2 separate regions of the Homo sapiens genome follow, and region 1 is linked to region 2. Evidence: chromatin loops called from intact Hi-C (ENCODE). Cell type or tissue: natural killer cell. All regions are shown on one strand. Links, peaks and the distances in the headings refer to the core of each region. The heading gives the core; the rest is flanking DNA. Region 1 overlaps EFCAB8 (EF-hand calcium binding domain 8). Region 2 overlaps DNMT3B (DNA methyltransferase 3 beta).

Region 1 (9,054 bases), core at 450-8,449, 150 kb after region 2:
TGATAAAAATGATAAATAACCAAATTAAGATACGGGTAAAGGATCTAAATAAACATTTCTTCAAAGAAGATGTACAAATGGCTAATAAGTATATTAAATGATGGTGAACATCATTAGCTATCAGGGAAATGCATATTAAAACTATAATGAGATCCCACTTTACACTTGCCAGGATAACTATAGATAATAGCAATGGTTGGCTGGGATGTGGACAAACTGGGACTCTTACACATTGCTGGATAGAATGTAGAAAGCTGGCCAGGTACGGTGGCTCAGGCCTGTAATCCCAGCACTTTGGGAGGCTGAGGTGGGCGGATTATGAGGTCAGGAGTTTGAGACCAGCCTGGCCAGCATGGTGTAACCCCGTCTCTACTAAACATACAAAAATTAGCAGGGCATGATGGCGGGTGCCTGTAATCCCAGCTACTCGGGAGGCTGAGGCAGGAGAATCGCTTGAACCTGGGAGGCGGAGGTTGCAGTGAGCAGAGATCATGCCATTGCGTTCCAGTCTGGGCAACAAGAGCAAAACTCCAAACTCTGTTTAAAAAAAAAAAAAGAAAAAGAACATAGAAAGCTGCAGTCACTTTGGAAAACAGTCTGGCAGTTCCTCAAAAATTAAGTGTAGACTTACCATATTACCCAACAGTTCCACTCCCAAGTGTATACCCAAGAGAAATGAAAACATATGTTCACATAAAATCTTGTACATGAATGTTTATAGTAGCATTATTTATAATACAAAAGTGGAAACAACCCAAATGTCAACTTCCAAATGGATAAAGTGTGGTATGGTGATACAATGGAATGTTATTTAATAATAAAAAGGAATAAAGTACTGATGCATGCAACAACATGGATGAACCTTGAAAATACTGTGCTAAGTGAAAGAAGCCAACCACAAAATACCATATATTGTGTGATTCTGCTTAAATGACATGTCCAGAATGTCCATATTAAAGTAGATTAGTGGTTTCCTGAGGCTGGGGGAGGGAGTTGGGGAAATTGCGTAGTGACTACTGGGTAAAGAGTTTCTTTCTGGGGTGATGAAATGGTCTAAAATAGAATGTGGTGGTGGTTGCACAGCTCTGAAAATACTAAAAACCATTGAATGAGCACTTTAAATTGGTAAATTTTTATGTGAATTATGATTCAATAAAGTTGTGTTTAGATATTACTAAAAATGATGGTACAAATATTCTTTTTCACAAATGTTTTTTGTTGTTGTTTATAGTTGTTTATTTGTACATCTAGTAATTTGTCCCAAGGAAAGAGTATGTAAAAGAACATAAGTCACTTTAAGGCCTTTAATGTATACTACAAAATTGCACTCTAGAAGGTTTATACAGTTTTGCATTTCATTAGCCTGTTTTTTTTATCTTTGACAACCTAAAGAATTTATTAGTGGTATTCATCTGAGGATCCTCTAGGTCTATCAGAGTGTCTTTCTTATAGAAGGCATTCAATAAATAAATGTCCTAAGTGAGCAAAACATTTTTGGTTGATTTTTAGGTGCAAATGGTTTCTTTTGATTTTAATTAAGATGCCTTTGTTTATTAGTGATGTTGACATATTTTCTTAATCTATTGGCTTTGTATAACTTTATGAATTGTCTCTTCATGTCCTTTGCCTACTTTTCTATTGTGGTAACTATCTTTTATAAATGTTGTATAATTATTTAAAAATACATTAGGTTGGGCATGGTAGATCATGCCTGTAATCCCAGCTCTCTGGGAGGCCAAGGTGGGCAGATTGCTTGAGCCTAACAGTTCGAGACCAGCCTGGGCAACATAGTGAGACCCCATCTCTAAAAAAAAAAACCAATAAAAATATATTAAAAGATTAACTGATTGTCTATCATATGGATTACAAATATCCCCCCCAATTTGTCATTTGCTTGTTAATTTTATTTATGATGACTTAAAAATTACAATATATTTTTTGGTGTTCAAGTCAGTTTTTGTCCCCATTGTGATATTTTCCTTTGCCTGTTTATCACTTTCTTAGAGAAAAGATAAATACTGATTCGTTCTTTTGTAGGTGTTTTATGATTTCATTGAAAATAAAATCTTCAACGCATCTAGTATTCATTTGGGTGTAAGATAAAAGATAACAACGTAGGTTTCTCTTATAGTTCATCAGGTATCCTACTACTGTTTATTGAGTCATGTTTTCTGTTACCACTCTTACTATATACCAGTTTTACATACATTTGGGTTGGTTTCTGAGCTTTCTATTGTCTTCCATTGCTTTGTTTAAAATTTAAAGTTTATTATTCTGACTTTCCATACTTGAATATGGTCGAATAAGTCCTCCTTTATTAATCTTGTTTTATTTAAAAATGGTCATTTTCACTCATTTTCCAGTTCAGTAGTTTTATTCTCTCAGTGTAATGTGATTTATCACCCCATTGCTCACCCTATTCATCTCCCAATACCCAGCTGAAAAACTTTAGAAGACTGAGGCTCTTGCCCTGGCCCCATCACTTTCTAGCTATGTGGGCTTAGGCTAGTTATTGAACATGTCTGACTCTCACTTTTCTCCTCTGTAAGTCAGTGAGAATTATATACTTCTTATAAGGTTGTGAGGTTCAAATGGAATAATGTGTACAGAGGCACTTGGTAAACAATGTAGTCATATGCAAGTCATATGCAAGTCATATGTAGTCAGCTTGGTGAATTTTGAGAAAGTAAATGCAAGTTCTTTTTATGGTTTTACCTAAGGGGCCAGTGAGGGCCAGAGAAGTGCCGGGACCTATGTAAGGTCGCAAGCAAGTTCATGTGGAATGCATCTAGAACTAGAACGCTAGCCTGTGTCCCAGGGCCCTTCCAACTGGGCTCTGCTGCCTGCAGTCCTGGGTGCCTTCTAATTAGCCTGTGTAGTGGTCTTGGTAAAAGTGTTTCTCCTGTACTGTCCCCTATAGGTTGTGGCTGGCCATACCATTTCCCTGGTTCCCCCCACGCTCCTGATGACCTGGAAAGGCCATTTGAATAGTGTGGCAGACATCCTGTATGTGGACAACTTCCAGCTGGTTATCAGCGCTGGCCAGGACCGGGACGTCAAGGCTTGGAAACTCTCCGGTGATGCCATTGGTATGGGTCCTGCTGAAGCTCAGCCATGCCCATGGCCCTTCTTGTCTCTGTCCCTGTCTGAACATAAGCTGGTATGAACTTTGTACTCTGTGGGGAGGGACTCTCAGGCCACAGCAACTGCCTTCACTTAAATAATATTACAGTCTGTCCAATTATCCATTCAGCAAACGGTCCATCCATTCACCCATCCACCCAATATTATTCACCTATGTATATTTTTGCAAATCATATATCTGATAAAGCATATTCCTTTCTCTTTTAAAAAATAAACTTAATTGTTGCATTGTATATAAAGAAAAACATACAAACCAGAAGGGTTCAGCTTGGTGAATTTTGAGAAAGTAAATACATACCCATATAGCCACCGTTCATGTCAAGAAATAATTAGGGCCAGGCGCGGTGGCTCACTACTGTAATCCCAACACTTTTTTGTCCCCTTTTCCTCCTGTGCTGTCTTCCTATGTGTTTGTTTGTTTGTTTTAGTGACCTGTCTCTACTAAAAATACAAAAATTAGCCAGGCATGGTGGTGCATGCCTGTAATCCCAGCTACTTGAGAGGCTGAGGCAGGAGAATCGTTTGAACCTGGGAGGCAGAGGTTGCAGTGAGCTGAGATCATGTCACTGCACTCCAGCCTGGGCAACAGAGTGAGACTCTGTCTAAAAAAAAAATAATAATAAAAATAAAGTGACTTATGTGCCACTATTACAGTATTACAGCATTCTGTATTTTTCTATGTGTTTACATTTATCAGAAAGCTTTGTATTTTCATATGCTTTCATGTTCCTGCCTAGCATCCTTTTGTTTCAACTTGAAGGGGTCCCTTTAGCATTTCTTTAAAGGCAGGTCTAATGGTGATGAACTCCTCTTGTTTTTATTTATCTGGGAAAATTTTTATTTTTCCTTCATTTTTAAAGGACAGCTTTCCTGGATATAGTATTTTTGGATGAGAGTTTTTGTTCTTTTTATAATGTGTCTCCTTGTGGATTTCTTTGACTTTATCCTAGTTGGAATCCCTTGAGCTTCTTGAATATAGGTTTCTTTTCCTTTTTAAGATTTGAAACATTTTCAGCCATTATTTATTCAGATAAGCTTTTTGTCCCTTTCTCTCTCTCTGTCTCTCTCTCCTCCTTCTAGTACTACCATAATGCATATATTGTCCATTTGACGATGTCTCATAAATCCCTTAAGTTTTCTTTACTCTTTAAAATTCTTTTTTCTTTTTTGCTTCTCTGACTGGATATCTTCAAGTCTGCTGATTTTTCCTTCTGCTTGATCAAGCCTGCTGTAGATGACTTTTGAATTCAATTATTTTACTCTTCATCTTCAGCTCTAGAATTTCTGTTATTTTTATTATTATTATTATTATTTTTTGAGACAGGGTCTTGCTCTGCCACCCAGGGTTGAGTGCAGTGGCACGAATTCAGCTCACTGAAGCCTTGACCTCCCAGCCTCAAGTGATCTTCCCACAGCCTCCTGAGTAGCTGGGACTACAGGTGCATGCCATCATGCCTGGCTAATTTTTTGTATTTTTTGTAGAGACAGAGTTTCACCATGTTGCCCAGGCTGGCCTTGAATTCTTGAGCTCAAGTGATCGCCCACCTAAGCTTCCCAAAGTGTTGGGATTATAGGTGTGGGCCACCATGGCTGGCCTCTGTTTGGTTCTTTTCTATATTTTCTGTGTCTTCACTAATATTCTCAGTTTGTTCATGTATTGTTTCCCTGAGCTTGTTGAGCATTTTTATTACGGTTACTTAGAATTCTTTGTCAAATAATTAATATACCTCAATTTCTTTAGCGGCAGTTTCTGGAGATTTATTTTGTTCCTTTGGGCCATGCTTTCCTATTTTTTTTGTGTGCCTTATAACTTTATATTGGGATCCATGCATTTGTAAAATCAGCCACCTCTCCCAGTCTTTATATACTGGCTTCATTCAGGGAAAATTCTGCACCAATCAGCTTGGCTAAAGATTCTGGGTGCCTCCCCAATCTTTTTTGTGGATACTTTCACCAGACTTACGCATGTAAATTCGCAATTACAGGAATCTACAGGTTTATTTTTTTCAGGAGTCCATTATCTCTTGCTCTCTCTGGTGTCTATTTGCAGTACTGCAAGTTCTCTAGAGCGGCTACAAGCTTCCCCCAGGCCTCTAGAATATGCTGGGTCCTTCAATAGTCTGAGAGAGGCAAGACAGAAACCAGTTTCTTGGGTACCCCTCAAAGGCTAACATTGGATATGTATGCTCCAAATCTGCCTCCTCAAGGAGAAGCTGGAAGTTGGGTTGTTTTCTCTACTCATTCCACAGAGCGGCAGGAGGGACTCTGATAGTGTGTGCTAGTCTAAATTGTCACCTTTGTTCTTAGTAGCCCAGTCTGGTGCCTCTTCCTGTCAGTGCTTAGATTCAGGCAAGACAGAAACTGGTTAATCATGCAGCCCTCTGAAAAGTCTGCATGTTGGATGTACATCTCAGTCTTTCCCTCCCAGGGAGAAGCTGGAAGCTGGTGGTTCCTTCCCAATCTGCTTCACTGAGCCAGGAGGAGGGATTACAAGTGAGCACTATGAATTTTCCTACTGGCTTCAGTGCAGCTGGTTTTTTGTTTTTTGTTTTTTTGGTTTTTGTTTGTTTGTTTTTTCATTCATCTGGGATGAATGGTCCTGGTTTCTGGTCCATGTACTGTTGTTCAGTCAGTGTCTCCATAGGGAGAAGGAAGTTCTGGATCTTCCTATTCTACCATCTTGCTGATGTCACCCATTTTTTTGTATCTTTCAAAGACGTCTTTGACTATCCCCTAAATATAATATCTAGTGTTATCTTTTAGAAGCTTGTTTTAAAAATCAGATTTCTGAAGTATAATTTACATCCAATAAAAGCACCTTTTAAAAGTATATAGTTCTGTGAGGTTTCATGAATGCATACAATTGTGTAATTGGTATCACAATCAAGACATAGACATTACCCCAAAAAGTGACCTCATGTCTCCTCATAGTAAACTCTATTTCCTTCTCCTAACCCCTGGCAGCCATTGATCTGTTTGTCTCTATAGTTTTGCCTTTTCCAGATTATCATAAATGGAAACATACACATGTAGCTGAGTGAAAGTCTAACTTTCACTTAGCATAATCAATTTGAGATTCATCTTTGTTGTTGAACGTATCAGTAGTTTGTTCTTTTTATTGCTGAGTATTATTCCACTGTATGGCTCTGTCATAGTTTGTTAATCCATTCACCAATTATAGGACATTTGAGTCATTGTCAGTTTTGGATGATTATGAATGAAGCCGCTTTAAACATTGTTTTCATTTCTGTTGGGTAAGTATTTAGAAGCAGAATGGCTGGGTTGTATGGTAAGTGTATTGAAACTTTATGAAAAATGACCAAACTGTTTTGCATTTCTACCTTTGTGTCTTCATCAACATTTGGTGTTTGATCTGTTATTATTTTAAATTTTAATAATCTATGATTGTAGCATGAGATTTCAATATTCTCTCAATTTATAAAACAACTATACAGAAAATCATTAATGATATAGAATACTTGAATAACACTATCAAACAATTTTACTTAATTAACATTTATAGATCATTCATAAACAAACATTATTTTTAAGTGCACACAGAACATTAATTAAACCGACCATATTCTGGTAACAAAACACATCTCACTAATCTCAAAAGGATTTATGCCATACAAAGTATGTTCTCTGATCCCAATGAAACTGAATTATAAATCAAAAACAGAAATATCTTTGAAATATCCCTAAATATTTGGAAGCTAAATGACACATTTCTAAATAACCCATGGGCCAAAAAAAGAAATCCAGAGGGAAATTAGAAAATATTTTGAACTGAATGAAAATGAAAATGTAACATTTCAAAATTTATGAGATGCCACAAAAAACAGTAGTAACGGGGAAATTTGTAGCACTAAATGCCTATATTAGAAGGAAAAAAGTTCAAATCTCCAGCCTCAACTTCCACATTAAGAAACTAGAAAGAGGTCTGGTGCGGTGGCTCACGCCTTTGGGAGGCAGGTGGGAGGATCATTTGAACCCAGGGGTTCAAGACCAGCCTAGGCAACATAACAAGACCCCATCTCAATTAAAAAAAAAAAAAAAGAAAAAAGAAACTAGAAAGAAAGAGCAAATTGAGCCCAAAGTAAATAGAAGAGAAATAATAAAGATTAGAATGGAAATCGATGAAACAGGGAAGTAAAAAATAATAAGGAAAATCAATGAACCCAAAAGCTGGTTCTTTGAAAAGATAGTTAAATCGATAAACCTCCAGCTAGACTGGGCAGGAAAAAGAGAGAGAATACACCAATTACCAATATCAGGAATGAGTGAGATGACATCATTTCTGATTCTACAGATATTAAAAGGATAACAATGAAATACTATAAACAACTTTATACAATAAATTTGGCAACTTATATGAAATAAACTCCTTGAAAGAAACAAACTACTAAATCTTACACAAGAAGAAACAGATAACCCGAATATCCTTATATCAAAGAAATTAAATTTGTAGTTTAAAACTCTCCTTACAAAGATACCTCCAGGCCTAAATGGCTTCCATGGTGAATTTTACCCAAATATTTGAAGGGGAAATAATATAAATTCTACAGAAACTCTTCCAGAAAGTTGAAAAGGGTACAATACTTCCCAACTCATGAGGCAACTTGGTACCAAAATCTGACAAAGACGTTATAAGAAGAAAGTGAAAAAGAAAGAAAGAAAGAAAGAAAGAAAGAAAGAAAGAAAGAAAGAAAGAAAGAAAGAAAAGAAAGGAAAAGAAAGCAAACTATCAATTAATATCCCTCATAAGCATAAATACAAAATATCTTAACAAAATTTTGCAAATAAAATCCAGCAATGATCACATAGGGTTTACCCCAGATATACAAGGTTGGTTTAATATTTGAAAATCAGTGTAATTTATTATATTAATAAAGTGAAAAACTATGTGATTATCTTGATACAATAAAATCATTTGACAAAATTCAACATCCATTTCTGATAAAAAACATTTAGCAAAATAGAAAAAACTTTCTCAACCTGAGGAAGTGCATCTGTGAAAAAACCTAAAACTAGCTTCACACCTAATGGTGAAAGGCTGAGTACTTTCCCCTGACCAGGAATAAGACATGTCACTTCGATTCAAAATTATACTAGAAGAGTAGAGGGCAATTACAGAAGGAAAAAAAAAGGCATTCAGATTGGAAAGGAAGAAATAAAACTGTTTTTATTTGTAGTTGACTAATTGTCTATGTAGAAAATCCAGTGGATTTTACTAAAAAGAGTTAGTAAGGAGTTTAACAAGGTTGCAGGATACAAGATCAATACAAAAAATCAATTGTATTTCTATATACTAGCAATGAACAGCCAGAAATTGAAGTAAAAGATACATTTACGAAAACATAAAACATAAATACCAAGATATGTAAGTACACAGAAAAATACTACAAAACATTGCTGAGACAAAGTATAGAAGATTTACTGTTAATGGGTAGAAGACTCTCTGATTAAGAATAAAATTATCTCCAAATTGATTTATAGGTTAACTGAAATACCAATCAATATCCCAGAAGAATTTTTGTAGAAATTGACACACTGATTCTAAAATTTATTTAGGCCAGTCAAAATAGCTTTGGCAAAGGAAACTAAGATGAAGGGCTAACATTGCCTGATTTCAAGACTTATTGTGAAGCCATGGTAATCAAGACAGTGTGGTAATGGCATAGAGACAGACAGACAGATCAATGGAATGGCACAGAAAGTCCAGAGATATATCCATACATATATGGACATCTGTTTCTGACAAAAGTGCAAAGGCAATTCAGTGGAGAAAAGACAGTCTTAAAGCAATGAACTTGGATCCACACCTCACACCACATACAAAAAGCAATTCAAAATGGGCCATGCATGATGGTTCACACCCGTAATCCAAGCACTTTGGGAGGATGAGGT
Region 2 (8,000 bases), core at 1-8,000:
CTGGCTACCAGGTCTCCTTGGCCACCTGAAGGCCTAATCCTTCTGGCCCCGCCAGACCCCAGGCCTCCAGTCACCTAAGGCCCAGTGAGTGTCCTCTCTTGCTTCTAGGTCCGAACTCGAAATAACAACAGTGTCTCCAGCCGGGAGAGGCACAGGCCTTCCCCACGTTCCACCCGAGGCCGGCAGGGCCGCAACCATGTGGACGAGTCCCCCGTGGAGTTCCCGGCTACCAGGGTTGGTTCCCCAGATGCCCAGACCCCTGCCCGCAGTCTCTAACTGGGAGATATGCCTCACTCACTGCACTACTGGTTGTGGCTGGTAGATAATCTGTGTCCTTTTTTCACACTGCTTTTCAGGTTCTTGCTTTTTCTTTTCTCTCCTGGGTAAGCTTCCCGTAAGCCTGTTGGCTTCTCTCCTGGTCTGATCTCAGATGACACTCTGTTGGGAATGGAAGCTTTCCCTGTTGACTTGGTTCTTGCTCTAACTTGGAAACAAGGTAGAAAACACTGACATCCAGAACTGTCTTCTCCCTCATGTCTTCTTCACCTGTCTTGAGGCAACCCTAGCGGGTATGGCAACATTTCACTCTCTGAGAGTCCCTCGTCATTACCCATCATTTGTGCCTTTGTCATCTTTCTGTCTCTGGGACAGTTACAATGACTTTCTCCCCCCTTAAGGGATACGTGTTCCTGGAAAAGTTTCTTCAGCGGTCTCTGTTCTCTTTAACTTCAGTCTTTCCTCTTTCTTTTTGCCTAGGAGCCATATGGGGGTGCCGTTGGTCTCTGGTCACCGACATCCTTTGCTCTGGCCCAAACTATGTGTCCTTCTGTCCACAGTCCCTGAGACGGCGGGCAACAGCATCGGCAGGAACGCCATGGCCGTCCCCTCCCAGCTCTTACCTTACCATCGACCTCACAGACGACACAGAGGACACACATGGGACGCCCCAGAGCAGCAGTACCCCCTACGCCCGCCTAGCCCAGGACAGCCAGCAGGGGGGCATGGAGTCCCCGCAGGTGGAGGCAGACAGTGGAGATGGAGACAGTTCAGAGTATCAGGTATGGCCGAGAGGGGCTCCTGCCCAGGGTGACTGAGGACCCTGAACACGGGGAAAAACCAGTTACCTGCTACTGTTGGTAACAGAGCGACAACAGTTGTTAGAAGTTTCGTAATTGTAATAATTGACATGTTTGAATTCTAAGTATCTTCCATATGCACCACGGACCTTTCTTTACCTTAATCCTCTCCCAGACATAAGTCAAATGCCAGTATTTACCACGTGAATACTGTGGTTTTTCCCAACATGACATTTATGTAAGGACTGCAACTGCGTACGTTATACATTTCATGTACGCCCGTGTGAAGAGACCACCAAACAGGCTTTGTGTGAGCAATAAAGCTGTTTATTTCACCTGAGTGCAGGTGGGCTGAGTCCAAAAGAGAGTCAGCGAAGGGAGATAGGGGTGGGGCCATTTTCTAAGATTTGGGTAGGTAAAGGAAAATTACAGTCAAAGGGGGTTTGTTCTCTGGCGGGCAGGAGTGGGGGTCTCAAGGTGCTCAGTGGGGGAGTTTTTTGAGCCACGAGGAGCCAGGAAAAGGGATTTCACAAGGTAATGTCATCACTTAAGGCAAGGACCGGCCATTTATACTTCTTTTATGGTGGAATGTCATCAGTTAAGGTGGGGCAGGGCATATTCACTTCTTTTGTGATTCTTCAGTTACTTCAGGCCATCTGGGCTTAAACGTGCAAGTCACAGGGGATGCGTGCAAGTCACAGGGGATGCGATGGCTTGGCTTGGGCTCAGAGGCCTGACAATACATATTGTGATTCTGTTCATCAGAGTGCACATACTGTATATATTGTACGTATGATACCTTTGTAGACTTGCTTTTTTCTTCTATTAAGAACTAGAGTTGCCTGAGGTTCATGTCTGGATAATAAATCCAGTGGTCTGGGTCATAGCTTAATTAACCGATTCAGGTTGTTTATGCTTATTCAAGCATTGCTGCACGAAGACTCCTTACACATGTATGTATTTATGTGTTGTTAGGATCCCTTTTTTCTATGTCCATTATTACATTTTACTTTGTATAGAAGGGATCTCACTATGGTGCCCAGGCTAGTCTCAAACTCCTGGCCTCAAGCGATCCTCCTATCTCAGCCTCCTGAGTAGCTAGGACTACAGGCGTGCACCACCAAGCCCAGCTACTTTATAAATTCTTTTGTGGAAATGGAGTCTTGCTGTGTTGCCCGGGCTGGTATCCAACTCCTGGCCTCAAGCGATCCCCCTGCCTCGGTCTCCCAAAGTACTGAGAATTACAGGCATGAACCACGGTGTCTGGCTACATCTTGCATTTTATGGCAAGCTTTTTGTTGCCCTCAGGGACAGTGGAGTGGACAGGACTTGGCCCAGGATGGCCTCTCCTCACTGGGATTTCTTCATGTGGGTTTTCTTCCAGGATGGGAAGGAGTTTGGAATAGGGGACCTCGTGTGGGGAAAGATCAAGGGCTTCTCCTGGTGGCCCGCCATGGTGGTGTCTTGGAAGGCCACCTCCAAGCGACAGGCTATGTCTGGCATGCGGTGGGTCCAGTGGTTTGGCGATGGCAAGTTCTCCGAGGTGAGTCCGGGGAAGGGCAAGGGGTTCTGCAGGCCTGAGGCTGTGCCTGCCTGCCTCCCTTTGAAGACAAAGGCCTGGGATTGTATTCTGCAGATGTGTGAGCCTATGCCTTCACACTGTCTGGGAGGAAGGACAAAACTTCCTGTGTTAACCAGCTACAGCAGATTCCACTCACACGGGGGACAAAAGTGCTAGAAAGTTCTGGATCCATGGGCAGTTGGATTTTATGTTATTTCTTAGATTTATCTTTTGGGGGCAGAATCATCAGTGTGGACTCTGAGGGGCCAGGAGTGGCCACGTGAGCAAGTACCCAAAAGTGTTCAGTGGAGAAGCCTGGAAGAGACCGGAAGCATGGCCGCGGCCTCTTGTCATTTAGCCCTGGGGAGAGAAAGGCATGGAGTTGGGTTTAGGGTCACCTGGTATCAGTTGTGAAAAGGGTTTTTAGTAGAATTGGGTATTTCAGAGTCTCTTGATGATTGATTCTAGCCTTTTAAAATCTTTCTTGGTAATGACATTTAGCTGGGGAAGAGCTGTGTTGGGCATAACTAGGCTGTTTTGATTCTTACACTCTTTCAACAAAGATTTTTTTGGGGGCGGTGAGAATGGAGTCTCACTCTGTTGCCCAGACTGGAGTGCAGTGGTGCGATCTTGGCTCACTGCAACCTCCGCCTCCCAGGTTCAAACAATTCTCCTGCCTCAGCCTCCTGAGTGGCTGGGGTTACAGGCACCTGCCACCGCACCCTGCTAATATTTGCATTTTTAGTACAGACTGGGTTTCACCATGTTGGCCAGGCTGGTCTCCAACTCCTGACCTCAGATGATCCACCCGCCTCGGCCTCCCAGTGCTGGGATTACAGGCGGGAGCCACCACGCCTGGCCTCAACAAAGATTTTAATCAGACAGACCTATCCTGTGATGGTCTCTTAGAAGTAAATGTTAGTCCTACCCTCAGAGCCCTGAGAGAGGCTAAGTTAGGTGCCTAAGGTCATTGGGCAAGTTGCAGCAGAAGCAAGCCAGGCAGGATTGAAGGAAGGACTGTACATTCCTGGGATTCAGCTCAAGCAGAGATTCTGTTTTTCCCAGGAATTGAGCTACCATGGGGCCATTTGCCATGAGCTAATTGAAGTTTCCCAAGGGCTACAATAATATATTGGGTGTGGAGTCTCCTTTGTAGGAGAGCCCCTGCATGCAGTTGCCTGCTGTGACCAGCAGAGGGAGGACAAGTCCTGGGCCCATGCTGGCAGTGAGGCAGCTGCTTCCAGGGATGGGAGAGCAGTAACTCAAGTGAAGGAAGATGGATTGTTTGCAATTGCTTTGCCCCATCGAGACATAAAATGCACTTTGCAAGATAGAGTCTGAGGCTAATACAATGCAGTGTGGGGCTGTCAGCATTAGGGGATGAGATGACAATATGGGACCTGGGTCTGGCCTGGGCAAGTGCCTGCTCAGCATGTGTACGCTGTTTGGGTTGTATTGGAGCTATTGGGCGCTGGAACCAGCACTTGTGTTGGAGCGGTTTCCCCCCACCAGAGCCACAGTGTTTTCTCCCCAGTGGTGGTCACACCCCCATATAGGAAATCAGGCATTCCGTGATAAAATGGAGGTTTGCATGAGTGTGAGCACTCTTTACGGAGACTAGAACATTCCCTGTGTCTTTCAGTTCCTTTTTTTTTTTAAGAGATGAGGTCCTCACTGTCACCCAGGCTGGAGTGCAGTGGCACTGTCTTGGCTCACTGCAGCCTCAATCACCTGGGCTCAAGCAATCCTTCTGCCTTAACAGAGCAGCTGAGACTGCAGGTGCACACCACTGTGTTTGGCTCTTAAAAGTTTTTGTAGAGATGGGGTCTTGCTGTGTTGTCCAGGCTAGTCGAACTCCTGGGCTCAAGCGATCCTCTCAACTCCCACTCCCAAAGTGCTGGGAATATAGGCCTGAGCCACTACGTCTGGCCTTTCAGTTCTGATTAGCATCCCTGAATGGCCATTTTCTCTCTCACTGGCAACTCAGTCAGTTCATGCTTGGTCCAGGGACTTGGTACATCAGGAGACTTGTGGAATATGGATTAAATCACAAGAACTAAAGTTAAATAATCACAACAAGTGAAAGGTGCTGTGTCGAGCACTGTTTTCTAAACACATTCATTAGGTGAACTCATTTTAATAAAAGGGTAAAGAGTAAACAATTATCATGCTTAGGAAAGAAGGAATATGTGCAAACCCTCAATGCTGGAGCAGCCACAGAGAATATTAGGACTGAGCCTCAGGGGTCCACACCAGGGACACCTGCTTGGAAAATGTATACAAACACAGGGTTCGCCTAATTGCCTTCATTCAGAGTATCCTCCTTTTCCACAGTGGAAGTGTCGTACCTAACAAGGTTCTGGATATCTGTGTGTTGAGACTCTGCCATTTCTATTTTTCTGCTTTTTTCTTTCCTTCCTTTCAAATAGATGTCTGTGGACTTTATCCCCAGGAATGGTCTCTTGGTTAAAGTGTGTGAAAATCTTCTGCATCTGATGGACAACATTGTGATAGACATGGCACCTGGGACACACCTGTAGGTGGATGTTGATGATGTCTTTCTCTTTTAGGTCTCTGCAGACAAACTGGTGGCACTGGGGCTGTTCAGCCAGCACTTTAATTTGGCCACCTTCAATAAGCTCGTCTCCTATCGAAAAGCCATGTACCATGCTCTGGAGGTAACATGGGATGAGGGAATGAGGGCTAAGCCCTGAGAGCAGGGATGAAGCAAGAGACCCACAGAAACCTAGCTCAGTGTTGCCAAGGGTGGTTTGGAGGGGACAGGGTGGCCAGGGAGGAGGTAAATGACAACATAACATGATGGCCACCGGATTGGGCCTCCCAACAAAGGGATTTGAGACATCCCAGCTGCCACTTATTGGGACCACTAACTGAATCAGAAGGAAAGAGCACGGGCAGTTAGGGGTGCAATATTCGTATCAGTGAATGTGCTTTTCCAGAGACCTCAGAGCCTTCTTATGAGGGTTGGAGTTCACAGCAAGACAGCAGTGGAGGCCAGCTGTCTTCTATCTGTGGGCCGTCTTATCCCCTATGAACCATTATACCCTGTTTCTCCCTTCACCTTGATTTTTTCCCCCCACCTTTGTTCAGCATTTAAGAGCCAACCTCTTCTCATTGCTAAAGGCTTCATTAGACACTGAAATCCTTGGTCCTTCATGTAGGACACAAGTTAATGTCCCCATCTTTAGGGAGATAAAACAAGAAATCTAGTGCCGCCTTATATAAGATACAGAGGAGATGAGATAGTGCTGGCTGGGGCTTCTATATCTTGGTGGTAGAGTTAATTCTGATATGTCTGCCTTTTGAGTGGGAGGTGACCACTGACATTCCCTAGGGGGAAGAGATCCTATTTGGTGCCTGCATGAAAAGATTTAACCACAACCCCCCTTCCGAGGCCTCTCCCTGCACAGGCCCCTCCTTCCTCTGTCACATACCACAGCCCAGGACAGCTGTCTGGCTATGAAAGGGCCCAGTGTGAAGGGGAATGTAGGCCCTGGCTGGGGGAATCCCTGGGTGTGGCCTGGCGAGCACCTCCTCCCCACCCCCCCATTCATCACAGACTCTGCCTTTGCAGAAAGCTAGGGTGCGAGCTGGCAAGACCTTCCCCAGCAGCCCTGGAGACTCATTGGAGGACCAGCTGAAGCCCATGTTGGAGTGGGCCCACGGGGGCTTCAAGCCCACTGGGATCGAGGGCCTCAAACCCAACAACACGCAACCAGGTGGGAATGAGTCCCCATGGCAGCACCCGCTGCCTCTGCTGGTGGGACCACTTCTTGGGAGAGTCAGCCACCCCTGCTGCCCCACACCCCACCCAGCTTTCTAGCAGCTGGTCTCAACTCTGAATGTTGGAAAAATAGGAGCAGGCATACGAAGGCTGTGCCAGCTCTATCTGGCTTCCCCGGCCACTTTCTTGCTGATGGTCACGTGCATATAATTTGTATTGAATCTGACATCTGTCTTGAAGTCAGGATGCAGTGTTGACTAGCACCTTTTTTATTAAAGGAAAAAATAGTTAAGCTATGCTCATTTGAGAAAATTGGAAAGTGTTAAAGAAGAATATGCCACCTGCTAACATTTTGACCAGTACCATATTTCTCCCATTATAAGATAACTCTGGTTTCTAGAAATCCAGGACTTGTCTTACAATCCATAGATTTAAAGGCCAGGCCTAGTGGCTCATGCCTGTAATCGCAGCACTCTGGGAGGCTGAGGCGAGTGGATCACTTGAGGCGATCACCTGGACAACATGGTGAAAAATAGAAAAATTAGCCTGGTGTGCTTGGCATGTGCCTGTGGTCCCAGCTACCCGGGAGGCTGAGGTGGGAGAATTGGCTTGAGCCCAGGAGGCAGAGGTTGCAGTGCGCCGAGATCGCACCACTGCATTCAAGCCTGGGTGACAGAGCAAGACCTTGTCTCAAAAAAGAAAACAGTCCATACATTTAATGTAATGTTTTTTCTGTTTTGTTTTGTTTTCCCCTCAAAAGTGGTTAATAAGTCGAAGGTGCGTCGTGCAGGCAGTAGGAAATTAGAATCAAGGAAATACGGTATTTCCTTCCTGTCTTTTGACTGTGCCCTGTTTTCTATGCACTTTCTTCTGATTTCTTTGCATATAAAATGGTCACTGGAAAAGAATCAAATTTCTTGAAAAGTCAATCTGAACTCCCTCCCCACTCTCCCCTCACATCCCACCCTCACAAATACCCTCCAGGTTAACGTTGGGTTGCACATCCTTCCAGATTTTTCTGAACACTAGTTGGATTCCTGCTTTCCCCTTTATTAATATTAATACTGTAAGCACTGTCTGATGTCATTTTGTCACTAAAGGGTCCTTAAGATTTTTAATGGCTGTACAATTTTCTTTCCTAGGGTCAGAGTCAAATTTAACCATGTCCATTAAGATTTTCTGTGTAGATGGAATAGAAATACAAATGGGTTTTACAAAATCCCATTTATAGAATGGGAGCCATATTATGTAAAATTAAAAAGTGCTGGGCTCAGTGGCTCACGCTTATAATCCCAGCATTTTGGGATGCAAATAACCATCTCTTGGATTTCCCAGCATTTTGGGACGCTGAGGTGGGCAGATTGCTTGAGCTCAGGAGTTCCAAGACCAGCCTGGGCAACAGGATGTAACCCTGTTTCTAAGAGAAATACAAAATTAGCTGGGTGAGGTGGTGTGTGCCTGTGGAGGCTGAGGTGGGAGGATCACCTGAGCCCAGGAAGTCAGGCTGCAGTTTGCTAAGATCATGCCACTGCACTCCAGCCTGGGTGACACACTGAGAACCTGTCTCAAAAAAAAAAAAAAAAAAAAAAACCAAAACAGAAACAAAAAAGAAAGAAAA

What was found. Hi-C counts contacts between places; a loop is a spot of excess contacts. Peaks named below come from ENCODE experiments on the same cell type or tissue, not always from the same donor. Only the 100,000 strongest peaks of a DNase experiment are listed, where the experiment ranks them.
Region 1: a loop joins it to region 2, with 17 times the contacts of the local background. A loop is called at or near these places in 20 of 110 quality-filtered maps.

Annotation. Positions count from the first base shown.
Region 1 is chr20:32,940,716-32,949,769 of GRCh38, forward strand. It overlaps EFCAB8 (EF-hand calcium binding domain 8), which reads left to right. Exons shown (of 27, transcript NM_001143967.2): 23 at 2,921-3,089. Among named protein-coding and RNA genes, the nearest start is that of SUN5, 59 kb to the right of the region's middle. In natural killer cell, for the core only: no CTCF peak of the experiment used is centred there; a DNase peak (open chromatin) is centred at 5,196.
Region 2 is chr20:32,786,394-32,794,393 of GRCh38, forward strand. It overlaps DNMT3B (DNA methyltransferase 3 beta), which reads left to right. Exons shown (of 23, transcript NM_006892.4): 5 at 109-234; 6 at 837-1,058; 7 at 2,461-2,619; 8 at 5,208-5,315; 9 at 6,233-6,377; 10 at 7,143-7,202. Among named protein-coding and RNA genes, the nearest start is that of DNMT3B, 28 kb to the left of the region's middle. RefSeq lists enhancers at 580-1,251, 1,252-1,922, 2,912-3,843, 3,844-4,773, 3,936-4,075. In natural killer cell, for the core only: CTCF peaks have their summits at 3,820 (motif pointing right) and 4,022; DNase peaks (open chromatin) are centred at 3,838, 6,128, 7,188 and 7,888.